2 separate regions of the Homo sapiens genome follow, and region 2 is linked to region 1. A link is a loop called in an ENCODE intact Hi-C map of the cell type or tissue named here. Cell type or tissue: GM12878. All regions are shown on one strand. Links, peaks and the distances in the headings refer to the core of each region. The heading gives the core; the rest is flanking DNA.

Region 1 (16,149 bases), core at 4,074-12,073:
CTGTGTGTGTTTTTACATACACATACATACACACACATTTCCCTCTTCCTTGGATAAAAGGTGGCATATTCTACACACTATTCTACATCTTCTTGTTTTATTAAGTCGTAGATACTCTGGAGTTCACTCAATAGCATGGTATTAAGATTGTCCTTTTTTCTTTTTAAAGCTCCAGGATATTCCACTGGATTTAAATTTTTCAAAATCTCATTTGATAAACATTTATTGTCTACTGTGTGTGTCATCTGTCACGGGTAGTGCATAGCATTGTAGGGCAAACAGAAATGAACAACATATAGTCTTCACCCTCAAGAAACTTACAGAATTTTAAAATACTTTTACAAATGTGTACCTCTCACAGTAGCTGATCCAGTAACAATTATTTTTATTTTTACCCATCTCCTTTTTAGAGAACAGAGTAAAAATTTTTTTGCCATCTATTGTTTCTGTTATATTTAATGTCATTTCAGTAGTATTTATAAGCAGTCTAGGAACACGTCCCAACATTTAAAATACTTAGATATATGATTGTAAAGTGTGAGGCAGAGAAGTACATCATATGAATGTATGCTATTTCTAAATACTTGCTATTAATTTTAGTCACTCTAAAGTCAGAATATACCAGACAGTCCAAATTACTGTAATTATACCATCCTTTTAAAAACTTGGCACCTCTTTATTCCCAATATTACTCCAACCATTATCATTATAACAGGTTCCTGTTCTGTACCTCACTCACATCTGTACTCTTCTCCAATATTTCTTATTTCTTTAATGTCTGTACCTCATAAGATGCTGAACTTTTCTTTGAAGACTTAGGCATTGGGGCTGTGGGGGTACTAGCCTAGACTTATTGAAAGCAGCTCACCTATGGTACTTTGTCACGGGAGTGGGTATATCTGTGCTAGGTATTGTCCTTCCTATCTCTTTGTTGGCTCTTAGGGGCACTCCGTCTCTCAGGGTCCTGAGTCTGACTTTGCATCTTTGAATATGGTGTCTCTCCTTAAAGTCATCTTGGTTACACCTTGGGTTTACCTTTTCTTTGCCTGTCCTCCAGTAGTGGCCCTGAAGCCTATCCATGTTATCATTTGGCTACTCCTGGCTCTTCCATCCTGGAGCTGTTAACCTAGTTGCTCTTGAACTCTGCATATAAGGCCCCCTTCCCTTTCTCTTTCCCCTTTCCCCAGTTGCTCTCTAGGTTTTCTAATTTCTTTCCTGACACTATGTATGGCTTTAGTCAAGCGTAACCCTTGTCCCTAAATCCACAAATATAAAGCTAAGACATGTTACTTGTCTAGTTTTCTTAGAGAAGGAAACTTCTCAGGTCTTTGTATGCTTCCTCATACAATTGTAGGTTGCAGTAAGGTTAAATGGCTGAAAAGCGGTGAAGGAACATGTTCAAGAAGTTTCATATGATTTCACTACATGAATGTAGATGTGGTAATCTAGCACCTACTGTACTACTTAAAGCATTTCCTACAGTGAAGGCTTCTGAGAAAATAAATACTATTCCTGAAGTAGTCTCACAAAAAAACCTTTTTTAATTCAGAAAATTGATTCCAGGTTCACTAAGTCAGCATTTTCTCTCATCAGGCATTGCAACTAATGACATTAATGAGAGCCATGCCATATTTTTTAAAACAAAGGATAAAAAGGGCAAAACTGAGAATTTTAAAAGGGAGTTGTTTCCAGTAGTCTGTTTGAACATTGTAATTAACCAAGAAATAAAACAAGAAAAGGCCATTTTAATTGTGTTTTTTAGTACTCCATTAACAGTGCATCAAGCTCCTTATGAATTGAGACAGTATAAAATGAGTGCTTACGTTAAAGTAGGAAAGCCATCAGTCTGCGGTACAGAGCATTGTATTTATTAGAGTATCCCAGACCTGAATGAGTATTACCACCATTAGGTAATGCTTAAGTGTCTATTTTAACAAAAGGCATTTTTTTTTGTTATTATAGAGAACAAACACTAAATTGACTAAATAAATGAAGTTTAAACAAGAAATAAAACAGCTAGAATTTGCTTGCTTTTGTTGGTGGTGATATGCTCTTGTAGCCCCAGCAAATTACATCAGCATTGTTACCCTCGACAGGGAGCTTTATAATTTGTAGCATGTAAAATAACCCTTCCCAAAAAAGAAGAGAGCCAGGACCTGTGTTGAACTACTTACAAAGCAAGCATGTCCCTGGTGTCACCTTAGTAGTTTTAGTGAGAAAGATGGGATTTCTAAGGACAGTAGTTCACAGTTGTGCTCTCTCTGTTTTCTGTCTTTCATGCTTTAAGGTTTTTTTGCTCTCTTATTTTAATGTGTGTGTCTCTATGTATGGGCATGTAAATAAATATGCAGATGGTGGCACCTATGTAAGAAAATGTTTGAACACAGCCCCAATTTCAGAGCTCAATATGGCATGGGGAATTCTTGGGAGAATGTGACCTATTGAGGGTTGGTTGGTTGTTTGTTTTTAAGATGGAATCTCCCTCTGTCACCCAGGCTGGAGTGCAGTGGTGTGATCTTGGCTCACTGCAGCCTCCGCCTCCCGGGTTCAAGCAGTTATCATGCCTCAGCTTCCCGAGCAGCTGGGACCACAGGCGCCCGCCACCACACCTGGCTAATTTTTGTATCTTTAGTAGAGACAGGGTTTCACCATGTTGGCCAGGCTGGTCTCGTACTCCTGACCTCAAATGATCCACCCACCTCAGCCTCCCAAAGTGCTAGGATTGTGGGCATGAGTCACCGCGCCTGGCCAATTATCATAAATATATGCTTTTTAGTGGACCATATAGAAAGTTCTATTCTGGTTCTTTATATGGTTGGGTTTTACTTTTATCTAAGTAATGTAAGCACATGGTTTTAAAAGTCAAATCATGCTACTTCTAACAACAAAAAAGCAGTGTCTCTCCTAATTTGTTCCAACTCCACCACTTTAAGCATTTTTGCTGTTTCTTCTGTAACCAGCAACATATATTACTATTTCTTGATTTCATAGTTTCAGATATCATCAGTTATTGCCTTTTTGCTATGAAAGATGTAGCTGTTTTATGTTGCTACCCTCCCACCCCACTTCCTGGTCCCTACTTACTTTCCCTTCCCCATTTTTATAATATTCATATTTCAGTTATTCATATAATATGATTGTATTTCTTGTGTAATTTATTGTTATATCTGGGGTGAATCATTGACTCATTTCTTTGATTGCTTAGTTTTTTGTTGTTGTTGTTTTTGAGACAGTCTCGCTCTGTCACCCAGGCTGGAGTGCAATGGCGTGATCTTGGCTCACTGCAGCCTCCACCTCCTGGGTTCAAGCAATTCTCCTGCCTCGGCTTCCCAAGTAGCTGGGATTGCAAGAGCGTGCCACCACACCTGGCTAATTTTTTTTAATATTTTTAGTAGAGATGGCGTTTCACTATGTTGGCCACGCTGGTCTCAAACTCCTGACCTCATGATGTGCCCACCTCGGCCTCCCAAGGTGCTGGGATTACAAGCGTGAGCCACCGTGCCCAGCCCGATTGCTTGTTATTTTATGTATTATTGCTAATTTATCCCTAGGCTGTCCCACTAAACTGTGTAACTTTCCTCGGTACATTCAACCCCATTGGATAATTTATCACATTCATTGTTTTTCTTGGTGACAGAGGGCCCCCTGCCTGTGAGCCTTTCATCTGTTTCATTGTAAGTTGGTTGCTGTCCTGGCCTGCTGGGCTCGTCATGAGAATTCCTTTTGCCTTTCATCTGTGCTAGAGTCTTTGTTCCCTAGGTTTCTTGTTTTTTTGCTTTTTTGGTTTTTTTGGCTTCCTTCTTCATTTTGATAAAGTATGCCCTCTAGTAACTTTCTGAGAAGAGGTGCTTTTTTGAGATACCTGAAAATGTCTTTATATTACTCTACAATTTGATAGTTTGGCTGGGTGTAGAATTCTAGGTGACAATTTTGAAAATATATAGCATATGGGTGAAAGTTTATATGATGCAACGAGACTACTTAGGTTCATATCACACTTAACCAGCTGTGTGTGACATGGGCACATCACATAACCCTTCTGTGCTTAAGTTTTCTCATCTAAAAATCAGGCATAATATCTTACCTGCCCTTACAGTTATTGAGAGGATTGATTGAATAATGTATGTAAAGCACTTAGGGCAGTGCCTGGCCGTTTTTCTCCCAAAGCTTTAATGATATTCTCTTTACCCCAGTGCCCTAAAATTTTACAATGATGTGCTTTACTGTGGGCCTTTTTAAAAGTCGTTATACTGATTGCTTAGAAATATTTTTAAATCTGGAAACTCATTGTTCTTTAGTTTAGAAATTCTTTAAAATATTTCTTAGATAACATCCTTTTCTCCAGTTTCTTTGTTCTTCTTTTCAGGAGTTGCTGTGATTCAAATAACATAAGGGCTTATAAGGTAGGGCTTCATCTCTAACCTTTTCTTTCCTGTTCCTCTTTCTTTATCTTTTTGCTCTACTTTGAGAGATTTCTTCAACTTGATCTTCTAACCCTTCTGTTTGAGTCTCGTGGTTTAGCTCTCATTTTTTATTTTCAAGGACTTTTTTCTGAATGTTTTTCTTTTAAACTATTATATAGTTTCATACTCTTGTCTTCATAGGTTTCATATTCTTATCTATCTCAAAGTAGTATATTTTTGAAATTTTCTTTGCCTTATACAGGGAACAGTTTCCTCAGAAAAATATTAAGAGGGAAGTGTTAAATAGGTGCCTGGGAACACTCTGTATATGGGTAAATTCATTATCAGTGATCAGACAAAGACTAGGCCATTTTTTGAGCGCCTTATGGATATCCGTTATCTGTAGATCTTTTGTTCTTAAGCAGGTCAGTTTGACAGAAGAATCTTCTGATCTTCTGCCTTGGGCTAAGGGTATGTGTATTAGGGGGAGAAAGGGTACGTAGGGGCATTTAAGTCTGACTGCAGTGGTTCTGAGAGATAAAGGCTGAGGGTCTTTATTTTAACATGTTTAATACATGGAACTTTCCAGTTAATCCTCTTGTTTGAGTACAGCACTTCAGTTTGACGTGAGCTAGGGGTCTGGTGTCCAAAGTCTCCAAAAAGTGGGGTAAGGATAATTTGCTTGGCCAAAGATATCCAAGGTCATACTGCATACCTATAAAGGTTCAGCCAGTCCTCCTGTTATCTGCTCCACCATGCAACCCTGCCCTCAAAGATACCTGGTGCTTCCTATTGCTAAACCTTTCTTAGGGACATTTTGACAGGCATATCAGCGTGCTTCTTACTGGCTCGCCTTATTGAAAGCTTGTGTTCAGGTTCTACAGAAAGCTTGTGTTCAGGTTCTACAAAAAGATGTCAAGAAGGGATTTGATGTGCAAGAAATTTATTGAGAGTGAAAATGAATGGTAGGGAGCTGGAGGAGGCTGGGACAGCCATCACAGGTCATGCAGGTCTGACCCCGTTGGAGGAAAAAGGGAAGAAAAAGAGGAGGATTGGGTGGGGAAATTATTTGACCAAGGTGCAGTTTCAAGGATGTTTTGGCAAGGCGTATTGGGAGTCCTTGAGCCAAAGTTGACCATCAGAGACCCATATCTCACAGGAATTAGCCTGCTTAAGTATTCCTGCTGCTCTTAGTCACCAGCTGAGAGTATTTATAATAGCTGCTTTGAAGTCTTTTCTGCTAATTCCAACATCTGGGCTCCCTCAAAGGCAGTTTCTATTTTCTGCTTTTTTTTCCCCTCCTTTGTAAAGGTCACACTTTTCTGCATTTTGCATGTCTCCTAACACTTTGTTATAGCAACTGTGGATACTGACACCTTCCTCCACTCCAGGGTTATTCTTTTTTAGTTACTTGCTGGACTAGTTCAGTGCAACCTCTGATGTCCCTCTTCAGGACAGGTGTGGTCCTTATCCATGCATTTCTCTGCTACCTCTATTGGTGTTAAACTTAACCAATCGATAGCTGATTGCTCCCTTCTTTTTGACAATGCCTTGTGGTATAAATTGCTCCATAGTCTGATCCAATTAAAATTGGGTCCCTTCATGGATGAAATTGGAAATCATCATTCTCAGTAAACTATCGCAAGGACAAAAAACCAAACACCGCATGTTCTCACTCATAGGTGGGAATTGAACAGTGAGAACACATGGACACAGGAAGGGGAACATCACACTCTGGGGACTGTTGTGGGGTGGGGGAAGGGGGGAGGGATAGCATTAGGAGATATACCTAATGCTAAATGACGAGTTAATGGGTGCAGCACACCAGCATGGCACATGTATACATATGTAACTAACCTGCACATTGTGCACATGTACCCTAAAACTTAAAGTATAATAATAATAAAAGAAAAGAAAAGAAAAAATAAAAATAAATAAAAATAAAATAACATTGAGTCCCTTGTCAGGGACAAGTTTTTCTAGTCTTTGAGACTTGCTATACCCTTCCCTGAGCAGAATCTCTGCACTATAGAGTAGGAGCTGGGGAAAATGGGGAACTCACTCCTCATTGGCTGTTCCACCCAGATCCTCCCTCTGAAGCAGGGTTTTTGTGTTGCCGGGAAGGAGGAGGTATGAACTGTGCCTCCTTTTGCCTCTGCTGCTACTCAGTGTGGATCTTCCACAGCTCAAAACCAGGGAGTATGATATCTGTCAGTGTTCACCAGGTGCTGAAAGTACTCAGAATAGTTCTTTCACCCTAGGAAGTTGAAGGAGATGGGAGCTGCCACTCAGCTGCCAAACACATCTCTGTAGCTCTCTTGACAACACAGAGCTGTGTGGGCAGGGGGGACTACACTGTTTACCAGCTTCCTCACCTGATTCCTCTGTTTTTAGCTGGAGTTCAGGGGAGAGAAATGGCTGCTGCCATCAGCTTCTGCCGCTTGCTCTATATAGGCCTTCCACAGCATGGAGCCGTGGAAAATGGGATCTGCCAATGTTTACTAGCTGCCAAATCCACCCCGAGTAGCTCTTCCATCTCAAGGGGCGGATCTGCCCTTAGCTGCTGAACTCCTTAAAACAGTTCTTTGGCAAAACAGAGCTGTGGGGGGACAGGTGCAGTCCCTGTGTGGTCCCTATCTCGAATGCTACAGCCTCTTATTGTTCTTATCGAATTTCTGTAGATTCTATTGAATAAATGCTTCTCTATTTGTTGTAAGCCCTTTGATCAGTCTCCAGGGACTTTGAATGATTGTGATTTTTGACCAGCTAAATATATGTCTCTCCAGGGGAGAGATATCCCTGAGCTCCTTTATACAGCCATTCCAGAAGTCCCACCTAGTCATTGTGGGGGTTTTCTGGGTTTTTTCTGAGACAGAGTCTTGCTCTGTCTCCCAGGCTGGAGTGCAGTGGTGTGATCTCAGCTCACTGCAACCGGCTCACTGCCTCCCGGGTTCAAGCGAGTCCCCTGCCTCAGCCTCCTGAGTAGCTGGGATTACAGGCGCACGCCACCACACCCAGCTAATTTTTATACTTTTAGTAGAGACAGGGTTTTACCATGTTGGCCAGGGTGGTTTTGAACTCCTGGCCTCAAGTGATCTGCCCACCTCAGCCTCCCAAAGTGCTGGGATTACAGGCGTGAGCCACTGCACCTGGCTGTCATTGTGTTTTTAATGATTCTGTCTTAATAGAAAACTAGTTTTACACAAATATAATCAAGTGACTTAAATTGAAAGGACTAAGATTGAAAACTGAATTGAAATTGAAAATTGAATTGAAATTGAAACCTAAGATTTTTTTGAAAGGTATGATTTTATTACGGAAATTTGCTTGATTGAGCTTTATTTTAATCAAGACTTTGTATTTCCATTTTTAGAATTAATTCAGAGAAATAGCTAACCTATAAAGTTCATCTTCAGAATTGAGTCATTGTAGACCTAAGAAGCAATATAGCAGAGTTATTAAGAGCATAGGTTCTGGGGCCAGACTACCTAGGTTCCAGTCTTTGCTTTGCAGCTTATTGGTTCTACCTGGGTTCCAATCTTTGCTTTGCAGCTTGTTAGTTCTTTTTATTTTTATTTTTGAGACAGTCTTGCTCTGTCACCTAGGCTGGAGTGCAGTGGCATGATCTCAGCTCACTGCACCCTCTGCCTCCCAGGTTCAAGCAATTCTTCTGCCTCAGCCTCCCAAGTAGCTGGGATTACAGGCATGTGCTACCACACCCAGCTGATTTTTATATTATTAGTGGAGACGGGGTTTCACCATGTTGTCCAGGCTAGTCTCAGATTCCTGACCTCAGGTGATCCACCTGCCTTGGCCTCCCAAAGTGCTGGGATTACAGGCGTGAGCCACCGCCCCTGGCCGCAGCTTATTAGTTCTGTGAATGAGTTACTTAACTGCTCTCTGTCTATTCATATATAACATGAGCATCATCTGCCCCTTAGAATTATTGCGAGGTTAAATGGGTCAACACATCTAAAATAGAGCCTGACTCATAGTAAGTACTCAGTAAATGTTAGCTGATGGTTATTGTTGTTAGACACATTAAAGGCAAATAATCATCTCATCTTTGTATTTTATTATTGAGACCAATAATATTGTCTAAAGCCAGAGACCTTGGTGAAACGCTGGGTGCCCAGCTAGCTATAATATGATCTTTAGTTCCCTCTAGTGGAAGAAAATTAGATAGGCTCTTTGCATAAACATGCTGCTTTTGGAATTGTGATCATTTAACCTAATAAAATTACCCCTGAATAATTAACCAAAGACAATATCCACATACATAAATGGATTTAAGAAATTGTTAAAACTTACAATCTTAAATATTCTTTCCAAGTGAAACTTTTTTGGGGACGTGTAATTTATAATATTAAATAATATAGTATATAAACCATCCAGTGACATAAAAAGTTAGGCATATATTACTTTTGTTTAAAACAAGTGCATTCAGTAGTAGTAGTACCTTGAAGTTTTCCATTTTAACATTCATACCCAGTTATCTGCAAGTAGATGGCATTTCTTGGTCATTCTCTGAGAAGTCTTTAATCATTGTGATATGCCACCTGGAGTAGATTTCCTTGAAGTTTTGGCATTTTTAGTATCCTCTTCCACACAGCCTATGGGGTAACAGAAAGATTGCTAGATTGGGAATCTGAGACCTGGGTTCATCTTCCAGTTCTGCTATGAAATATCTGTGTGACTTCGGGCATGTCTTACTAGGGCCTCATTTTCCTTCTGAGTAAAATTTGAGGATAGAGAGGAGCATGTGATGATGACTGTCTTGCTGTCACTTCTGTTTCTAACATTCTCTGATTCAGTGATACATACACTTTGATGTGAGACAGGAGATGTATAATAGATGTTGAGTCTAAGTTGGGTAAATGGGTCCTGTATGCTTGATGTTGCCTTCTAGCAGGATTGGCAGGAATGGAAATCACCAGCAGTGGAATGATTTGGTAAATGCCAAGATCTTGAGGCATCTATGGAGGCGGTTGCTAGATTGCAGCAGGGTATGCCTCCCTCAGCTTGGGAGATTGTTAAAGAGAACTTTGAGGCAACGTCTAAGTGGGATCTTGATGAACAAGTAGGGGTTTACCAGGCAGAGAAGGAAGCACGTGGAGTATCATACAGAGGGAACAACATTTGTCAGGGGACAGAGAGCAGGGGGCCGGTGCACAAGCTGCGGGTGGTTCAGGATTGGGGTCAGGGAGGCTGAAGGAAGAAGCTACTGGAAAGGAATGTATAAATGTGTGACTTCAAAAAAAAAAAACAAGAGCTAAATTGTTTGACTAAGAAGCCGGAGAGCTAGCTTCTATTTCCAGTTATACTGTTAAATAGGTCTGTGAACCCTAGTTAAGTTGTTGGACTTAAAAGATTTTTTGGAAGGCTTTCAAAGCCATGCTTAGGGATTATAATGTCTTGCTGTATGGAATGGAGCTCAGTGAAGGTTTTGGAATAATATAATATCTGTTTTAGAGTAAAACTATGATGACACTTTAATGAGTCTAAAGAGAAGAAACTAGAGGCAAAGAAACCCATTTAAAGATCTTTGCTGTGATCCAGTCAAGAATTGTTGAGGGCTGAAACTAGGGTAACCGCAGTAAGGGAAAGATAGTTTTGACAGGTGTTGCAGAAATAGAATGGACAGGTTTTGGCAGCTGCATATAGGAAGTAGAGGAGAAGTGGTAGATGGTGTGAAGATGACTCCAAGGGCTGTCTGGAAGATTAATAATTTTGGTAATCAGTAGGCCACACACATACAGCTACATGGGTTCTGTTTTACTTTTCTTAACTAGTGTCCTTATTATTAAACATTTTGAGTGTGTCTAGTTTTTTTCCCAAATAACCCTATGGTCATCTTGAGGTTTTTTACGAAATATGTGATTTCCCAAAAAACTGTAGATGAAAAACTGCAAAGTTAAAGTAGGCATAGAACTACACTATATATAGCAGTGTGGTTTACTAATAGATGTTCACATTGCTGCCTTCTTGGTGTCAAACTCGGTTTGATTGACATTTGTTAAACATAGAATGATTTCCACCAAAAATGATGAAAGGAAAAGAAAACAAAACTTATTGTGCATGTGCACTCTCACATACTTTATTAATCATCCAGGCCTAACTACAACCCTGTATAGGAGTTGTTATCTTACTCTTTCTATTTTACAAATGAGGAAACAGATGTTCTAAGGTTATGCAGCTACTAAGTGATGAAGACAGGAAAGACAGGTCTTTTGACTACAAGTCTATTGCCCTATCTATTATATCATAACTGCCTGCCAGCAGAATGTGTTAGTGCTTAAAAGGATAGATGCCAGATCTGTGGAAGTAGGGTGACCAGTCATCTTGGTTTGCCTGGGAATGAGGGTGGGTTCTCAGAACCCAGGACTTTCAACCTGGAAAGATCCTCGGTGCCACAACTGAGAAAGTTCCAGGCAAACCAGGACAGGTTGGTACCCTGTCCAGAAAAGTCACTTATATGAAATAAACCATTATCTAGAATGACTTAAATAAGGTATTTACTGTATTTCTTTCCCATAATATTGTGTCATCAATGCTAAATGACAAATGATTCCTAAGTGAAGAGGAGTTAAGGCCCCGCCTTCCTTCCATCTGTTTGTTTTCACTGGCTCTGAGCATCCTGCCTTGCTGCAGTTACACTCAACTGTGTGTGAATCAGATACTAGATGCCTTTGCTTCTAAGTCAGTTTTATTTTATTTTTTATTTTTATTTATTTATTTGTTTATTTTTAGACAGGATCTCACTCTGTCTCCCAGGCTGGAGTGCAGTGGCATGATCTTGGCTGACTGCAACCTCCACCTCTCGGGCTCAGGTGATCCTCCCACCCCAGCCTCCTGAGTAGCTGGGACTACAGGCACACGTCACCGCACCCAGCTAATTTTTGTATTTTTTGTAGGAACAGGGTTTCACCATGTTGCCCAATCTGGTCCCAAACTCCTGGGCTGAAGCGATCCACCTGCCTCAGCCTCCCAAAGTGCTAGTAGAATTACAGGCACGAGCTACCGTGCCTCGTCTCTAAGTCAGTTTTTAAGGAAACTTATGCTTTGCCCATTCCAAATTTGATGAAATGGCAAAAGAGCTATTCAGGGAAAAATCAAGGAGGGCTGTCAGTATCTGTGATTTCAAAGTATTTATCAAAACAATTAACTCATTTTTCTTGGTCCTTTTTCAAATAAGTATCACATATTGGTAGTTATTTCTTTACGATAAATTTGTTTTATACTATTTTTATGAGACTTTGTTGACAAAAGGATTCTGTAGCTGGATGGGGAAACCCATATTATTAAAAGAAAAAAAAACCTCAGATAATCATTTCACTATGCCGTACAGAATTTTTACCTCATTCATTTTTTACATATTGAAACAGACCACAAATTGCTTTCTGGGAAAAGTTTTGGCCCTGCTGTCAGTATTTCCTGGGCTGGCCCCATCCTGGAAGAAGATTTGGGGGAGAAATGGGTGGTAAGGAAATCTATCCTGTCAACGTGTCCTTGTTGAGCTCCTCAGCTATCAGTTAATAAATATAGAAAGTAAATTATAGATAACACAATTATGAAAGTATAAAGCACAGGTATGTGAAGAACATTTTTTTTCTTTGACATATTAGTTGAATTCCCATTTTATTTCAGTAACTTCTCGTTTGCTTTTTAAATTTTATTGAAGAACGTGTATGCACAATAAAATGTACCCATCTAATTGTACACTTCAGTGAGTTTTGACAAATGTATGCATTCTGTCATCCCACAAAGTTCCTTCGGGCTCTAACATGTATGATTTTTAAGACTTTAATATTGAAAAGTAATTGAGTTATAAACTGATATTTCTCTAATTTTCTTGTATAAAGTAAGGAATACCATGTTGAAATAGGTGTCTGGTTTTTCTAATAGTCAAATGCCCTGATCTTCCCCCCTTTGGTTTACATTTCCCAAAATGAAAAGCAACAGAGCAATTGCACCTTTTAGACAAACTTAGAGCATTGTATTTCTATTTTTGTCATATACAAATTTGTTACACTTATCAGAACTGAAAACTCTTTGGGAAATATATTAACAAAACCCCATTAATTTGTAAATGCTTAATGCAGCTAAGATTGATTTCTAATTAATACACATTTGCCTATTTAAGAAAATTTTCACATCAGTCAAACACTGAATTAATGGTATGCTGCTTCCTTTCTTTATTCACCTGATGATGATATTTGGGGCCATAGGAATTTTTTTTCAATGGGCAAGAATTCAAAGAAATTAGAAGGTGCTTGGATTTCTGTTTGTGTGTGTGAAAAAAGACAACAAAATGTATAGAGCTAGTAGTGAAACATGTAAAAAAGAATCAAAGAAATTATGAGTTTGCAGTTGACCCAGATTTCTATGGTGGCCTGTCTAGGCCTCTACTCTTCACTAGCTGAGGTCAACTTTCCTGAAGGTCAATGAGGAAGATAGCCTCATTAAAGCCAACCTGACCTGTGTTGTTGCCAAAGGCAGCTGGGATCTTTATTCTTCAACTTGATTATGAGATAAAGGTAGAACCCAGCAGCAGAAATTGACTTTGCTACTATAATCCTTCCAAGGTTCTGCTTGGATTCCTTTCTTAAAGTATCATTTGGTCATTCATTTCAGTACACTAAGGAAAAATATGTTGAGTCAATAATGACTTTCATTTACTTATTTTGTTATTAATATTTATTGAAATGAACACATTAGTACTTGTCCTAGTTCTTTCTATGACTAGATTAGAATATTCTTTATTTTGATTTTGAGTCCAGGTCAGCTCTTAGCGAATTTTGTTTAACTGTTGAATTTCTAACACAACCTAGACATTGTTTGGAAATGAATGAGAATACTTGTATATTTGTTAGGAAAAGCGCAGTATCTAGTTTCTGACTATCACTAGTTACAATGCAGCTGAAATAAGCCGGTTCTGTAACAGTCTTGATAGCCTGTCATTCAAGTCAGTATTACCATATTAGCACTATTGTGTGATTGGATCTTAGGATATATAAAAACTATGCAGACCCAGGAGGCACTGTGGTGTGATGTAAAGAGCAAAGGGCTTTGGTTATTAGTCCTGCTTCCTCCACTTACTAGCTGTGTGATTTATATCATTGAGCCCTGGACCTCAGTTTCTACCTCTGTAAAATGGGGAGATATATGTGCATATATATGTATGTGTATATGTACATGTATGTCATGCAGGGTTATTACAGTAACAAATGAGGACTTATAGAGGGGCACTTTAAAGTCTCAGAGTTTGCATTAGATTAACAATAGTGAAGAAATTCCAGATTTAGTTATTAAATGATGGATTTGGGTTATTAAAAGAAGCTATAGGATTTCCTTCTGTGAAAGTATTTTTTAAAAACACATCTGTTTGAATTTAGATTCTTTTTGGAATGACTGACATTATAAATATCTGTAAGAATTACAGAACTCACAATCAGGAGAGGATAAGAATTAAAGCAAGTCAACTTATCTAGAGTGGCACCATTCCAATTTGGTAGACACTAGCCACATGCAGTTATTGAGCACTTAAAATGTGGCCAGACCAAATTGAGATTTGCTATAAGTGTAAAAATACATGCTAGATCTCAGAGATAATAGTACAAAAAAAGTAACTTATTTTATTAATTTTAGTATGATTATATGTTGAAATAATACTTTGTATACATTGAATTGGATAAAATATGTTATCAAAATGAATTTTACCTGTTTCTTTTTACTTTTTTAATGTGGCTACTGGAAAATTTAAAATTATATGCATGGCTTACATTATACTTAAATTGGATGGTGTTGATCAAAATCTTTATTGAGCTAGGTGCAGTGGCTCACACCTGTAATCCTAACACTTTGGAAGTCCAAGGCAGGAAGATTGATTGAGGCCAGGAATTCGAGATCAACCCGGGCAACATAGCGAGACTCTGTCTCTATAAACTATTTAAAAATTAGCTGGGCATGGTGGCACGTGCCTGTAGCCCAGCTGCTCAGGAGGCTGAGGTGGGAGCATCCCTTGAGCCCAGGAGTTCAAGGTTACAGTGAGCTATGATCACACCACTGCACTCCAGCCTGAGCAACAGAATGAGACCCTAGCTCAAAAAAAAAAAAAAAAAAATCCTTATTGAATGCTCTCGAGCAAACGAAATCTTAAATTTAGATCTTTTAAGTTCAGATACAGATAGAATGAAAAGTTCTCCTAGTTCTTCAAGAAAAATAGTAGTAAAATAATACTTTACAGGAAAATCATTTTTAAAACAGACCACTTGAACCAGCTTCCCTAACTTTCCCTTACTTGACCAGTCTGATAGGCAGACCCTGGTGGGATACTTGCTTTACTATTGTTGGAGAGCCCAAACTTTTTAGGAAAATAATAGTCATTCTAATGCCATATGGCAGGTTGATTTCATTTAAGTTTCTAATTTGGGTTAGAAAATTAAATATTGCTACCTGTATTACTAGTTCCCCTTTTAAAGGGAAATAAATTGATAAAATAAATATAGGCATATAGTTAAATGTAAGGACACTAAACACAGAAATAGATTAGTTTAAAATATTTTTAAAATTTCCTGAGAAATTACAAAAAAGAAAGTACAACTTAGCCATAAAAAGGAACAAAATAATGCCATTCACAGCAAGCTGGATGGAGTTGGAGACCATTATTCTTTTTTTTTTTTTTTAATCTGAGATGGAGTCTCCCTTTGTTGCCCTGGCTGGAATGCAGTGGCGTGATCTCGGCTCACTGCAACCTCCGCCTCCCAGGTTCAAGCAATTCTCCTGTCTCAGCCTCCCGAGTAGCTGGGACTACAGGTGCACGTCACTACACCCGGCTAATTTTTGTATTTTTAGTAGAGACGGGGTTTCACCATATTGGTCAGGCTGGTCTTGAACTCCTAACCTCAGGTGATCCACCTGCCTCAGCCTCCCAAAGTGCTGGGATTACAGGTGTGAGCCACTGCACCCAGCTGGAGACCATTATTCTAAGTGAAGTAACTCAGGAATGGAAAACCAAACATTGTATATTCTCACTAGTATGTCAGAGCTGAGCTATGGGGACGCAAAGGCATAAGAATGACACGATGGACTTTGGGGGAAGGGTGGGAGGGGAGGTGAGGGATAAAGACTACACATTGGGTACAGTGTACACTGCTTGGGTGACGGGTGCACCAGAATCTCAGAAATCACCACTAAAGAACTTTTCCATGTAACTAAACACCACCCGTTCCACAAAAGCTATTGAAATTAAAATAAAAAATGTACTCATTAAAAAAAAAGAAAGTACAAAGGAGAGTGAAGAGAGGTACCAGTTACTAGTCTGTAAACAAAACAATACTTCAAAATAGAGATGGTAACCCTGGGTCATGTCATTCCCAGGTACATTTTGTGCTAACATCTGTAAGCAGTCAGATAATCACCACTTTAAATCATATTTTCATCACCTGCTTTCAAATTCCTTCCTACTTTGCCTCTAGAGTTGATTTGTAGGCAAATAGTGTTTTTAGTTTGCTATATCAGCGTGGACTTAATAGCACTTAATACATATATCTTTAATTCACATTCATATTTAGAAACAAACATTTTGAGTTTAATATTCGTGGAATCTATAGTTGGAATGGATATATTTGTGTTTTTAATTGTGCTATTTGAGCTATTTAATTTATACTTGAATTCAGGAAAACATGACCACAATTTTTCTAGATCATTGCCCTTATCATTTGAAATATATTTTTATGTTGCTAGT
Region 2 (16,149 bases), core at 3,910-11,909, 480 kb before region 1:
AAGAGTCATCGCCACTCCCTAATCTCAAGTACCCAGGGACACAAACACTGCGGAAGGCTGCAGGGTCCTCTGCCTAGGAAAACCAGAGACCTTTGTTCACTTGTTTATCTGCTGACCTTCCCTCCACTATTGTCCTATGACCCTGCCAAATCCCCCTCTGTGAGAAACACCCAAGAATGATCAATAAAATAAATAAATAAATAAATAAAATAAATAAATAAAAGTTGCCACCTGAATTAATGCAGCCATTACCAATGTTAATAAACCCCTTTAAAGACCTGGTAAAAAAAAAAAAAAAAAAAGCAGTTGCTCATATATGTGTGGGTCCTTTTCTTTAATCTCTGTTCTACTTCATTGATCTATTTGTCTATCTTTATTTCAATACAACATTGACTTGATCATTGTACCCTCATTATAGGTTTTGAAATTAAGTGGTGTTAGTCCTGTAACTTTGATCCTTTCTCAAAATTGTCTTTGCTGTTCTAGGTCCTTTACATTTCCATATGGATTTTAGAATCAGCTTGTCAATATCTACAAAAAAAGCCTGCCAGGATTTTAATTTGGATTGTATTAAACATATAAATCAATTTCAAAAGAATACGTTGCCAATATTGGGCCTTCCAACTCATGAACATATATATCTCCATTTACTTAGTTCTTATAATTTCTCACAATGATGTTTTAAAGGTTTTTGTATACAGTTTGTAGTTGGCTGAGATTTCTACCTCCTGGTGTACATGCCCTATATAATTTTCTCTCCCTGAGTGTGAGATTTCACTCCTGTCATTAGGTTACTAATCAGTTGATTTTGAGTTAATAGAAAAAGAAAATATTTTGGGTCAGCCTGACTTACTTAGGGGAGTTCTTAAAAGAGGATGAAGTACCAGAGGCACAGTCTCCTCCTGGCTTCAAAGAAAATAAAAGCTTGCATGAGTTCTACAGCCTTAACGAACTGAATTCTGTCTATAAGCTGAATGAGCTTTAAGAGGTTCCTAAGCATCAGATGAGACTACAGCTCTGGCTGACACCTTGATGTTATCTTGTGAGATCTAAGTAGAGGATTCAACTATGCAATGCTCAGACTCCTGAACCACAAAAATGGTGTATCTTAGTCTGTTCTGGCTGCTATAACAAAATACCATAGGTTGGGTGGCTCACGAAAAACAGAAATTTATTTCTCCCAGTTCTGGTGGCTGAGATATCCAAGATCAAGGTGCCTGCAGATTTTGTGTCCAGTGAGGACTCATTCCCAGTTCAAAGACAGCCGTCTTCTCACTGTGTCCTCACATGGCAGAAGGAGCAAGGGATCTCTCCAGAGCCTCTTTTATAGGGGCACTAGTCCCATTCATGAGAGCTATGCCCTCATAACCTAATCTCCTCCCAAAGACCCCACTTTCTATTACTATGGAGGTTAGGATTTCAACACATGAATTTTGGGGGCATACAAATATTCAATCTATAGCCCAGTGAAATAATAAATGGGTTCTTTTCCAAGCCAAAAGAAAAAAGAAACCAAAAGCTGGTCCTCCGAAAAGTGAAGTGGGAATCAAGCCCATCCACTGGTTGGGGATGTGGCTTGGGAAGAAGGGATGTAGAAAGAGCATTCCTTGACTCTCTGGGTTCTATCATTAACTTGGTAAGTCTTCTGGCCTCATTGGATCAAAATTTTCTAATTTTTCAAATAATTACTTTGCCTATGTTATTAGATGAGACATCACTGTAAATGGTTTGAATACAGTGATTCTTTACAAATACAAAGCATTATTAACATCTATTATTAGTGTGCTAGCACATACGAAGAGAAATATGAAGAATAATGTTATCAAAATTAATTCAATTAATCTCTGTTTAAAGGGTGACACAGATTTATTAATTGCATAAATTATTACCTTAAATTTAAAACTATCTAACTCCCAAGTAGGCTTTGGTAATTGGATGAGTACATCCATTTAATAAAATTATAAAAAGAAGTCATATACTTACTATCTACTATAAATTTATACTCTGAATTGGACTGTGTTGAAAACAATTCAGTAACCACCCTGAAATAAGAAGAGTAGAGACCCTTGTGACAATGAAGGTAAAGGTTTCAATAAGGCCCTCCCTTCCTGTCTTTCAGAGTTTGAAAATCTTTACCTCTACAGAGTTCAAAGATAGTTTTACTTTTCTTCCTTCTCAGTAGTGACTGGTGATATCTGAAACTGTAAACAGTTCCCCAGATGACCTGCAGTCATAGCCAAAGAAAGACAAACACAAAGAATATTTCTTGAGTCTAGGGTTATCAGATGCTAGGCTATGTCAAGAGAGAACCACTTCAGAAGAAATAAGAGGAATACAATATTGGTAGATTCCATTTGAGATGACAGTAAGGCAGTCAAGGAAGGGACTGCTGATAGCGATAAAGGTCCCAGGAAGGTCAGGGATAAAAGAGAAGACTTGTGTTCCAACTGCACAGAAAAGTTTTAGCTTAGTAAAAGATGACAAATGAGTAGTGTTTGTGCTAACACCCACCAAGACTTACCAAGAAATGTAGCACACAGCCTGAAGCAACTATAGCTTATCAAAAGCCTAGGCTACTATAAGCAGTGGACTCCCGTACGAGAGATAACTCATACATAAACATTACAATGGAAAATGTCATCTTTTCTAACAAGCCCAGATATTTAGAATTGTATAATTCATCACTAAATGCTGAGTTAAAATCCAAATTTGCTATGGAAGTTCTTGTTTCTAAATGATGATTTTAAAAGAGTCAAAAATAAATAAATAAATTGTATTTTTGAAATCCTAATAGAAGTTTAGAATACTTAAATATTACTCAAGAACTTTAAAGCAGATTAGTAAACTTCAAAGAAATAAAGATATTGCTTTTTTCCTCTGTATTCTATTTCTCATATTTACTCCTTCATTTGTTTGAGAGAATTGGCCTGATTATTATGATATGGTAATACATATACTCATCACATCACCTAGTTTCAACCAGTAGCTCATGGCCAATCTTGTCTCATACATTCCCCACCTACTACCCTCCCCAGCCCGTGCTACTTTCTTATTTTGAAACAAATCCATAATTTCCTAACGTGTAATCTGCAAATATCTCAGTATTTACTGCCAAAAATAATAATACTAATATCACATGTAAAACAACAATTTTTCAGTATTGTTAAAATTTAGTCAATATTCAAATTTCCGTGTCTCATATCTGCATTTCTGTGATGTGTTGGATCAGAATCCAAATAAGATCTGTACGTAGCAATTGGTTTCCTTTTTTTAAGTCTTAGTTCACTCATATCTTTTTTTTCTTGCAATTTTTTGTTGGATAAACTAGGTTGATGGTCCCATGTTTTGTACAGTCTGGATTTTGGAAATTGTATCTTGTCTTAGTCCATTTTCTGCTGCCATAATGGAATACGACCGATTAGATACTTTAGAAAGAAAAGAGATTTACAGCTGGCCATCTGTATCCACCGTTTCTCCATCTGTAGATTCAAACAAACCACTGATCAAAAATATTGGGAAAAAATAATAAAATAACAATACAACAATAAAAATACAGATAAAAAACAATACAGTATAATATCTATTTACATAACCTTTACATTGTTTTAGGTATTATAAGTAAACTAGAGATTTAAAGTATATGAGAGCATATGTGTAGGTTATACGCAAATACTATACCATGTTATATTAAGAATTTGAGCATCCTCTGATTTTGGTATCTGTATGGGGCCCTAGACCAATCCCCCATGGATACTGAGAGACAAGTGTATTTAGCTCACAGCTCTGGAACCTGGGAAGTCCAAGATCAAAGAGCCACATCTGGTGATGGCCTTCTTGCTACATCATAACATGGCAGAAGGGTAAGCAAGCACACAAGACAGGGAGAAAATGGGAGCTGTACTTATCTATCATCAGGAGTCTACTCTCATAATACCTAACTGACTCCTACAATAAAGGCATTAATCTATTCATGAGAGCAGAGCCCTCATGACCTAATCACCTCTTAAAGGTCCCAACTCTTAGCCCTATCACAATGACAAATACATTTCAAACGTCCTGAGTTTGGGAGGGAAGGTTCAAACCATAGCATATCTCATGATATTATTTAACATGTTCCTCTGTCCCTGTATTTCCTGTAAATTGGTTATTAAAAGTAAAACCTTGATCATATTTGGTTACACTATTTTGCCAGTAATCTTTAATAGGTAGTGCTGTGAGTATCCATTAAAAGGCCAAGAAAGCTGGTTTTCTCTCTTTCTGTGATGTTAGCAGTCACCCACTATCATTGTCCAGATCAATATTTTATTAGAGGTTGCAACATAGAAGTGTTATAATTCTATCATTCCTTCATTTACCAGCTAATATACTTAAGAGGGAACTTTCATGATGAGTACTTTGAACTAAAAGTAAAAGAAGAAGAATAAGGAACTTCCACTGATCAATTAATTGATTATAATGATGTGCTTTTTATGTAGGAAACAAAGATAAAAGCTAGATTTTTTCCACTTATATTCCAGTTTTCAGGATATCCATTGGTTCTCTAATACAAAGAAGATCCGAGGTGACCAGTGACCTTTATTTTTTTAATCAGAATAAGCATAAGGAAAGATTAAGCATATACAAATGTTTCAATCCATCGCGATTGTTATTCTTATTGATAATCAAATCGTCCCCCTTCAAGTGGCTCTTGTGTCCTTTTAAGAAACCCACAGTAGTCTTTGAAAGCTTCCTTGCCTCCTAGTTTCTTAAGTTGTTCCAGGCTTATCTTATACATTTTCTGCCCCAGTTCTGATATCAGCTAATTTTCCAAGGAGCCCAGGTTCCTTTTAATGGAAAATGGTACTTAAAGACCACAACCTGGACACCAGGGATGTGCATTGCTACTGGGATGGTCACTGCTTTTAGGTCTTTTCAGCGTTCAAAGCTAGAAAATCTACTTACGAAAGATGAGCTATAATGTGAGTTTATAATGACACTTTCATTTCAAATCCAGGAATATAAGATTTTTACTTAATCTCATCTGTATTATATCTGTATCACCTGTTATTCACGCCAAAAATCCCAGCTCCCAACAACACCAGCATACTCATTTGCCTTTTCCTACACTACACACACAACATCAGAATTATAACCTAATATTACCAAGACATTTTTACAGTTCTTTCTGTCCTTAGCACATAATCACTCTAGGAATGTAAAGCCAAATTATTGTGTTTAATTGAAATCATATGGAACAGTTCCTCTCTGTACGGTTAAGTCAAAAACTTACTACATAGTTTGTTTCATCTGTTTTACATTACTTTTTTTTATTTTTAGAGATTGCTTTTTAAATTTTAATTTTGTAATATAATTATATAATATAGTTTATTGTTTCCAAATTCAAATCTACAAAACAGGGTATATTCAGAGAAGTGCCAACTCTATTCCTTTCCCTTCACCATGTTTTCTTATTTCCTGTTCCCCTTCCCTATTGGTAACCTTTTTTTTTCTTTTCATTTTTAGCTTCCAGTTTATCCTTCCTTTTTTACTATAAGCAAATAAACATATTATACTGTATGTACATTCATATACACATATGGGTATATATAGTAATATACACATATGAATATATACATTCATACCCCCCTTTCTTAGAATAAATGATAGTTTATAATATATGCTTTTCCTACCTTGCTTTTTCACATAATATACGCTGGAAACCAGTCCTCAGCAATGTATAGTGCTATTCCTCATTCCTTTTCATAATTGCATAGTATTGCTTTGTGTAGATGTGTGTTAGTTTTTTTTTGTCTCATTGATAAAATTTGACGTTTCCAATTTTTTGCTACACTGTGTTATAGTGAATAACCCTGCACATGTGTCGTTCTATATTTTTTGCCATTATATCTTTAGGGTTGATTCTTAGAAGTGGCATTCATAACTCAAAGGGTAACTGCATATGCAATCTTGTTAGAAATTACCAAATTCTCCTTCACAAGTACCATTTTGCATCCCTGCCAGCAATGTATGAGGGCAGGAGCGTGCATTTTGTGAGGTAAACCTTAGTGCTAATTTTAAAGAGTAGACAACTACCCCCTCTCAAGTTGGGTTTATGGTTGAAAAATAATCCCCCTTGTCCTCTTCTACAAATCAGTTAGCTTAATACTTTCTGTTGGCAGTGTCTGGGCATTACCCACAATGCCAATAAATTGCTCCTTTCAGTTCTGTGCACAGACAGCAGTGGGAACTAATTATTTAGAGGGGCTGGAATTGGCCCACCTCAGACCTTCCCAGTGGGACAGGATGTGATACTAGCTGCACAAGCTGCACACAACTTAGATGGCCAGACTCTGACGGGGCAGAAGCCTAGCAGGCACACTCTTAGAATGATCACACTAGATAATGAGAGCTACAGATCCACACGGGCAATAAAATCATCTACTTTGAATGCCCTCATCTTTATATCACTGCCCTGCTGAGAAACCTACTCGGGATCCTTCCCATCTGTGTTGTCAAATTCAGGCTTGTCTGCTCAGCGTCCAGGTCCTACAAACAAATCAGCCTCCAGTCTGTTCTCCCCTGCATGGCTCCTCTGCTGTTGCCAAGCCAAGTTCCTTGCCATTCTTTACACTTATAAAGACTTTCTCTGCCTCTGAGCCTGTGATTATTGCATTTCTTGTTCCAAGGATGAACCCTAGAGTTTAGCCAGTCTACTCTGTTCACTTCCCCAAGAACCAGTCAGTGCCAGACTCCATCGGAACCCATTCTCCCCTCACCAATTATTTCATGAGCTGCTGGTCACTTGAAGACTGATGTATTTCTACATCCACAAGAAACACTAAAACAATTAACATCGTGTTCTGCACATGACATGGGATTAATACATGTTTGGAAGCCTGACTACCTAGCACTTAAACTTATGGCCACATACAAATCAGTCTTAGAGTTAAATCTGAAACTGTAGAACTGGATTTATCATTCTCTCCAGAAAGAGTAGCAAATGAAAGATCCTCATTCATGCATAGGGGAGAGCACATTTCCATTTCCATGCACTATGAAGACAGAGTAAAAGAACTGGGCTACAAAATATCCCTAAGCAAAGTGTAAATCGGAAAAAGAATAAATCTTACCACAAACACAACAGACACACCAAATTGAGTACAATCTAGCACATGGGATAATAGCTTATGCTAAAAACAGGAACTCCAAAACCGTATGACCAGTATGATACCAAATTTATAAAGAAACTGTATAGGCATATATAAAATTTGCATATACATATATTTATGAAAATATACAGACATAGATACAGATTCTATCAGTATTTCTGAGTGGTAAGCTTATGGATTTTTTACAGTTTTTTGCTTATTTATACTTTTTTGGTATACAGTGCAACTTTATGATAAGCATGCATTACTTTTATGATAAGAAAAAAACCAAAACATAAAATATTTACCTGAGATACAGTACAGCATCTGTTTGTCAAATATACTTGAGATACATAAATATGATGTGGGAATTCAAATTTGATCAGCATCTAACACATCCAAAGGAGAAAAGAGGGCTTTAGAAAGATTCTAAAAACAACTCAAACGCAATCACTGTTGAGCCAATATTTGAATAGGCATTATTTATAGCCATAATTTTCAAAGATCAAAGCAGCCTTCCCTTCCCCATTGTCAAAACAAAGAGAAGATGCGAACTTGCTGAATCCACATTTTAAATGCACACAGAGAATGAGCACATGGTGTCTTACCTCATCTGTAATGGTATGTTGTTGACTAGAAGGAAGACAAAGGTAAAAAAAGTAACAGAAATAGAGGCACAAAGTTAATCTTTAACCTCCTGCCTTAAGGCTAAGGAGAGGTATTGCCATTCACCCCCATCCAAAAGCAATTGAATGACTCCAGTGTGTTTCTACAAGAAAGAAAAGGGCTTTGGGAACAAACATATTTCAGGAGTGGGCTTTTTGAATAATAAACTGACTTTCTCTCTGAAGCTGATAAAGTGGTAATGGTGGGAGGTAGTGGAAATTACAAGGGTTTCAGTACTGTACTCGGGTGCTTTTTAATGAGTTGCCCTGGGCAAATGTACCTAATCAGCCTCCACTATTCATTCTGCTACTGCCCACATCTTTGCAAATTGCTTCTCATTTTTATCCCATAATAAGCTAGGAACACTAGAAACCCTTTGCTATTTTTAATTTTTCAAAACCTACCTAACCATATGTCATTTCTAAAGACAACCTCTTCTTGTTTGGGTTGTTGGCTCCTTTGGCAAGACAGAAACAGCTTAGGGGCCTCCCTGGTTTTCCCTTCTACTTCCACTGTATTTCATTTTGTTGCCTGTTCATCCAAATGGATATCTGGAAAACTGGATAGATAAGTGACTCCAAAGTAGGTTTCATTTTCTTCCCATCTTCCCATGAAAAAAAGAAAAATACTCTCTAGCATGAAACCTTACTCCCTCCCACCACTGCCCCCTATACATTTGGGCTGCATCTATTCCTGAAGACAATGAATAAGGTGATCTGGAACTTTTTAAAGTTCTAACAGACTGCTTCTTCTCCTTCGTCTCTCACTCCCAATCCATCACTATATTACTCAGCTATTGCTACACTAATCCTGTGCAACAAGCAAGCCCAAAATGCAATATAGCCACATGCATTTATTTCTTGTTCACAGCCTGCAGGCTGACTGTGGTTCTGCTGAGATCATCTGAGATTTGCTGGACTTTGCCCATAACTGTGGGTTGGAATCACATATACTCCACAAGTCTCCTCATTCTGGAACCAGCATGTACCCAGAGCATGTTCTTCTCATGGCAAATGCCAGAAATGCAAGAGACCAAGTCAAACACACAAGCTCATTTAAATTCTCCGTACTTGTGTGTATTAGTTTGCTATGGCTGCCATAACAAGATACCATGAACCAGGTGTCTTAAAACAACAGAAATTTATTCTCTCACAGTTTTGGAGGCTAGAAATCCAAAACTAAGGTATCAGCAGGGTCATGTTCCCTCTGAAGGCTCGAGGAAAAAAATATTTCCTTACCTCTTCATAGTGTCTGGTGACTCCCAGCAATCCTTGGCATTCCCGGGCTGGTAACTGCATCACTCCAATCTCTACCTCCATCATCACATGGCCTTATACCGTGTGTGTGTGTGTGTGTGTGTGTGTGTGTGTGTGTGTGTGTGTGTGTGTAAGTCACCAGTCACTGGATTTAGGGCCCACCTAATTTAGTATGACCTCATCTTAACTTGACTACATCTGCAAAGATCCTATTTCCAAATAAGGTCACATTCACAGGTTCCAAGAAGACATGAATTTTGGGGAGATATTATTCAACCCACTACAATGCCCGTACATGCTAACATTCCATTGACCAAAACAAATCACATGGCCAAGTCCTAAAAGCAATGAGGTGGAGAAGTACACTCTGCTTATTCATATGGGGGATACCACAAAGTCATATAGCAAAGTCAGTGAACATATCATTCTATTACAGGGTGAATAAAAAGTTGGAAACAATACTCCAACCTACCAGAGTTATCAGTACATGTTGTTTCTTTACACATCTCACACAACCATATCTTCTCTTATCATTCATAACTGGATTATATGCGTGGGATAAGGAAATTGGTAATCTGTTGGGAAAGAGGTTACCATTTTTCTATGAATTTACTAAGGGACACAAAGTATAAATCAGACACTTTTCTAAGCTTATCTCATATAATCATTACAACAATCTCATGAAGTAAATGTTAGTGTTACTATTCCCATTTTACAAATGAGGAAATCGAGGCTCACAAAAGTTAGGCAGTTGCCCAGGTTTATTGCCGAGCCAAGATTTAAACTCATGCTAATCCCAAAGCTTGTGTATTAAACCTTGCAGCTGTGACCTTGAGGCTTCCTTCCATCTACACTCCCAGTAAGATTTAAAACATGATAAAAAGAAGTTTATGGAGTTTGTTGAACACTAATTTTGAATCACCAGTGCCTGGAATAGAGCCTGAGTATTATAGATGCCCAATAAATATTTGTTTTAAATGATCAACAGAATAAACAAATACTTGACAATGTGTTAGGGCCTAACTGCCTCCTTGAACCCTAAGATGTTAGTGTAAGTGGGATAGTATCAAGGACAGACATTTTGTAAGACATTAATTTAAACAAATGGCCATATTAAAATCCTAATGCATTGGAAGTTAATCTTACAAGGCACTCTGTGGGAGCTACTGACCTTTGTGTCTTCACAGAGCTACAGTCCTCAAAAATGGATCTAGCTGACCTCCATCTGCAGACTCAGCCCCATCCCAGGCTCTGGATCTGATCCTATAGCTTCACAGTGTATTTAGGAAGTCCTCATTCAAGAAGTTAAGTAATCTGGTTTGATCTAGGGAACCAGGCTAGTTCTGGACTTGTATCCCAAGTGTAGGAAACAGGCATTGTTCCTGTTTATTGATTCATCCGTTAGTTCTTTCAACTAACCATTAAACACCTGCCATTTGCCAATCCCTAAGTCAGGTACAGAACATAAAAAGACAAATATAAAAGAGACAGTGAGCCTGGGATCTCTTTCCTAGAAAAGCTTGTACTTCCCATAGCCAGTCCTCAATCTGTACCTCAGTTTGAACAGTTCAAATCCAGCACAGGTTGGATTCCCTGGGACTGAGACTCTGAAGCACAGATTTGTGTGCAGGAATTCTATTAGGGAGTGCTCTTAGGATCCACACCTGTGGAAAAACTGCCAAGGAAGCAGGAGTGGGCAGAGAGAGGAGTGGGAATGCTAGGAGTCCAGTGTGCTGTGGACTGAATTGTCTACCCGAAAATTCATCTGTTGAAGTCATAGTCTCAATGTGGCTGTATTTGGAAATAGGACCTATAAGGAAGTAATTAACGTTAAATGAGGTCATGAGGGTGGGGCCTTAATCTGACAGGATTGGTGTCCTTATAAGTTGAGGAACAGACCCCAGAGACTCTCCCTCTCTCCCCAAGAATACAGAGGAGTGGCCACACAATGACAAAGTGGCTACTCAAGCCAGGAAGACAGGCCTCACCAGAAACCAAACCTGCCATTACCTCAATCTTAGACTTCTAAACTTCAAACTGTAAGAAAACACATTTCTGTTGTTTAAGCCACCTAGTCTGTGGTATTTTGTTATGGCAGCCTGAGGAGACTAACATACAGTCCTGATGAAGGCCTCATTCAAACCCCACAGGCAGATCTGGAGCTGGGATAGGCCTTCAGAGTTGTCCCAAGTTGGGGTGAGGGGTCAGACATTTATACCTCAGCATTGCACCATCTTCGGGTAGGAGATATTATTTTGCGCAAGACAGCTCTCTTCAGTGGAAATGGCTATCTTCAGCTGAGACAATCCCCAAAAAGGGCTGACAGTTGAAGGCTTCCAGCAGCAATGGGACTAAGTTTTTTAGCCATCTCTGGGCAACACTGTAAGACCCTGCCTTTATAACCTACTTGGTGCCCTAAGACTCTAAGTCTGGGATCTTGCCTCGTTCTCAGCAATGTCTCCCCTTTCTGAACAGGATTCCTATCAGCTGGAATCCTGTTCTTAAATTCCATCTCAGTGACTAGGGTGTGCAAGCTTCCAGATCTCTGATCTCAGACCTCTGATTGCCTGCTATGTCTTCTCGTAGTGCCTTATCCCTGAGGCCATGCTCTGCTCATGAGCAATGACACTGTGCTAGACCTCCCTGAGGCTGACTACTTGCTCTTCCTCCCGTATAACACTTGCCCCAATCTTTCAATCTTCCTATACACTCTGCTTCACCTGCCTGGCGAGAACATTTTCTATAACCTAGACTTTGGTCACCTCCATTGGTATGCCTAGCACCCAGAAACTCCTTCCTTGGCAGTTCTGCTGGCCATGGAGCATCAAGCCTCCATCTACTACACTCTGGAGTGGTTTCTCATATTCTGACCTGCAGAACATACACTTATACTTGTAACAAGAGAAGAGGGTTCCCAATTGCCAATCACCCTTTCATGCTTTGGATATACTTAAAGATTATGTGTATATTAAAAGCTTCAAAATGTTCTGCAGTAAAGACATATGTTTAACTGTTTCAGTCATCTATTGCTGTATAATAAACTACCCTAAAACTTAGTGGCTTAAGACAATGCTCTATGCTTTATCATGATTTTATGGGTCAGGAATTCAGGCTGCATTTATTCACATTCAGCTAATGGCTAGGCTGGAAAGCCCAGCATGGCTTCACTCACATGGATGGCACCTCAGTGCTCCTCCATGTGACCTCGCCAAATGGCTAGGCTGAGTTTCTCAAACTATGGTGATCTCAGAGCAGTCATACTTCTTATATGGTAGCTGACTTCCAGACAAAAGAAGGCAAAGCTGCTAGTTCTCTCAAGGCCCGCGTTTGGAAACCCCAAAACATCACTTCTGTCACATTATATTGATCCATATAAGTCACAAGGCTGGCTTTGACTCAAGGGGCAGGGAGGGGCAAAGTCTTCATGTGAAGAGTAGCCTGCATATACAGGGAGGGGAAAAAAATCATTGGGAGTCTTATTTGGTGTAAGCCACATATTTCAAAAATTATCAGAAACATACAATGCTTTTGCTCCTAAGACTCATCAATTTCTTGAAAATCTTTTATTCAACATAGCCAGTTTAAGAATCTCTGATATCATATAATCATAGTCTCACTATGTTATGTGCTAGAGAGGCCTAATCAAAGACAAAAGTGTGAGAAAGTTAACATTAGACCTCTAGGTCTTAAGGATCTACCATCCCATGGATGGTAGTACATGGTAGCAAGTGTGACTGCCCCTAAGAACTTGGAAAAAAAGTACAGTTTCTCCTTATTGTCATATGCGGAGTCTCAGCCCTCCACCTTATTCTATGCTTATGAAACAACTCTCTGATTACTAAATCCATGAAGTACATGCTGTGGCTGACTCTCCAACATCCATTCTATCTCTCTTCCAATGAGCAGATTTAGAGGAAGTTGGCAAGCTAGCTTTAACTCTAGACAAGAATGATTGATTTAAGGGTAATCCCATATTTTCCTTGCCAATGACTGGTCTAGGAATTGACTTGTGACCAAATTTTGGCCAAGGAGATAAAAGGAGTATATTGGTAAAAGTTTATTGAAAACTTCATAGAAACATAAAACATAGAAAGCCTCTTCCTTTTCTGGCCACTCCTAAAAGGAAGCAACCCAATGTCTTCCCAGCTGCTATACTTAGCTGCAAGCCCATCCCTGGTTGACACTGAGTCCTCTCTATCAGATCAAGATATAGTTCCTAGTGATCAAGCAATAGATGGCTATAAATTAAATGATACATCTTGAGCATATGTAATGCACAATGGCCGATAAAGCACAGAAGCTCTAATAAAACCTTCCTTTTAGAAAATAATAATTTTAAAAATGGCCAGGCATGGTGGCTCATGCCTGGATTCCCAGCACTTTGGGAGGCTGAGGTGGGTGGATCACTTGAGGTCAGGAGTTCAAGACCAGCCTGGCCAACACGGTGAAACCCCATCTCTACTTAAAAAAAAAAAAAAAAAAAAGCCGTGGCTACTCAGGAGGCTGAGGCACAAGAATAGCTTGAATCCGGGAGGTGGAGGTTGCAGTGAGCAGAGATCGCACCACTGCACTCCAGCCTGGGCGACAGAGTGAGACTCTGTTTCAAAAAACAAAACAGAAAAAAGAATGAAAAATACCACCAATGATCATCAGTCTACGGATATATGATATATTTCTTCCTGGACATGGTAGCAGGGTTTACTATTCTAGTAGTAAAGGGAGTTCAAGAGAGACAACCAATCTGGCATCCCACAGTTCTCTCTGAAAGAAACCCCACTGTCTTCCAATGGCAACATCTGAGATGAACATCGAAGCTTATCTCATTTTTGTAAGACTTTACTGGAATATGTAAGAAGTAGTCAATAGCCTGAAATTTTTCTGCCAGATCCTTTAATGTTCCAGTTGTGGCAGGTACATTATTTAATTAGAGAACGACAAATGTTTCACTCTGGCATGACAATGATAGAAAACTCAAGCTTTGAGCTGAGTTCTCAAAAAACTCAGTTCTTTGAGCTGTATAAAATTGAAAACCGGTCTCAACCTCTCTTCAATAATAATAAAACGTATTGTTGGCCAAAACTAAAGTTAACTGATCTCAGACCTCTGCTTGCCTGCTATATCTCCTCATAGTGCTTCATCCTATAGGATAGACTTCAGGGTTAGTTGAGCAAGAAAATCATCAAGGACACAGGTTACTTCCATTTCTTCATTCTAACACCAACACTGTCAGCTTCATCCTGAGGCTGATTCCCCTCATGGCTATAGAATACCCCCTTATAGCAACTAGTGCTAATGGTTACTCATTTATACCCAGTGAGAGACTGACTTCCTGTAGCTGTGCTTATCAACAAGAAAGTTGCATTTCCAAAAACTCTCAGAGAAGTTATTTTTGTTTTTCATTAGACCAAGTTGATTTGGGCCAGACTATCTGCTTAACAGACTGGCTTACATGACTAGATTAGACTAATTGGGGCTTCAAGGTCTGGGGTCGACCAGCTTCCCCTGAGGCATGTGGGTTATGTGTGGGAGTAGATGACACCTACACAAAATCACAATTTAGTTAGGAATGGAAAAAGAGGGAATGAATGCCAGGATGACAACCAACATTTCCTATTGCATTTGGTTTTGATTCCGGGGGGTAGGTACCTTGAGTGGAGGATAGGATCATTCTGCTTACCAGGGAGGAATATTTCCCCCTGGAACGTAACACACTTGCATTTCATTTGTAAATCTGTATCTCGTGATTTGCTTACTTTAAATAAACAGCCTTGCTTTAGAACTATGTCTAACAAGGCTGAAGGCCAATCCCAATTGTTGGACCAAGTTATAATCACTCAGGTTAGGCCACTACTCACCATGGTGAGTACTTTTTAGTCTATAACAGCAAGAACTGAGCTAGTTGAAATAAGGAGAAAAAGAAAAAGAAAAAATTATGATTGTGTATATGCATTAACAAATTGCACCCACAAATATGCACCCACAAAATGAGAGAGGGAAAGAGAGATTTACCAAGCCAACACTGATAGCTATTTCTAATGTGTTTTGCTTGTTCTTTCAGCAACTACTTCTTTGTATCCAACTTAAATTCTTCCACTTAAAACTTATTTCCTCTTGCTATTTTTCCACAAGCATCGTCCAACAGGATACATATTGTCATCTGTCTCACATATGTAAAAAAAAAATCCAATTGAAGTGAAAAGGATTCATTTCTAGATCAACAAATGGGTTCTCAAAATCCCTTCCATGCTGAAGAGCCCATAAGCTAGTGTTACCTTGATTATTAATATAAGTAAACCTGAAATATACTAGAGTATAAATGCCAAACATTGAGCCTGCAGGCCAGCTCCAGTCTGCAGAAGGTCATCATTCAATGATAACACCCTCAGTGAAAACAGGTTTATTTTAGTTGGCATATTTTTTAATGAAATATTAGTTCAGCCCACCAGGATTTTCATGAAGAGAAATTGGTTTGAGTAAATTTGAGTTGACACTCTTGTCCTGAGGAAACAAAATGGCATTTTTTGAGAATGCAAGATTAATGCAGTAAATGATTATTATTTACTCCAAACTATGCCCTTGGAAATTCCAGCAAAATTGAGGTATCAAATGTCAGAAGCTGCAATATTGCATTTCAGTGCAATGTGTGAGTGTGCATATGTGTGTGTGTGCACACAGGCACGTATACACTTCCTAAAAGCATCCTCTAAACAAACCACATTTGCACATTGAGCAAGATCATATTCTGGTTCTGAATTTCTCAATCCGCTTTTTATAGTGTTACTCATAGTTTTTCCTAAGGCTTTTAACCTAAGGCAAGCTTTTTCAAGAGCTAATTCAAAATGAAGATTGACTTTTGCATGATGTCACCAAAAGATGATGTCACTTTCTTTTCTCTCCCTTGTCTCAAGAAAACTGGATACTAATGTTGGATTTACTTCACCCCTTAACACACAGACAAGTAATATCTACAGACACAGTATCAGACAACCTGAAGTTTTCAGTGGAACTCTGGATAAAGCAAAACTTTCAGGGATAGGCTCTCTAGCTCCCAAGGGAAATTATGCTTCTTTTCAACTCTCTTTTACACAATGATGTGGTGA

What was found. Peaks named below come from ENCODE experiments on the same cell type or tissue, not always from the same donor. Only the 100,000 strongest peaks of a DNase experiment are listed, where the experiment ranks them.
Region 2: it touches region 1 in a loop (2.7-fold over the local background); 2 of 110 quality-filtered maps call a loop at or near these places.

Annotation. Positions count from the first base shown.
Region 1 is chrX:41,790,667-41,806,815 of GRCh38, reverse strand. The region is part of intron 2 of CASK (calcium/calmodulin dependent serine protein kinase); the gene reads left to right. Among named protein-coding and RNA genes, the nearest start is that of GPR82, 75 kb to the right of the region's middle. RefSeq lists an enhancer at 3,394-3,935. In GM12878, for the core only: a CTCF peak has its summit at 8,566 (motif pointing left); a DNase peak (open chromatin) is centred at 10,015.
Region 2 is chrX:42,269,089-42,285,237 of GRCh38, reverse strand. No RefSeq gene overlaps it. Among named protein-coding and RNA genes, the nearest start is that of CASK, 350 kb to the right of the region's middle. In GM12878, for the core only: no CTCF peak of the experiment used is centred there; a DNase peak (open chromatin) is centred at 8,037.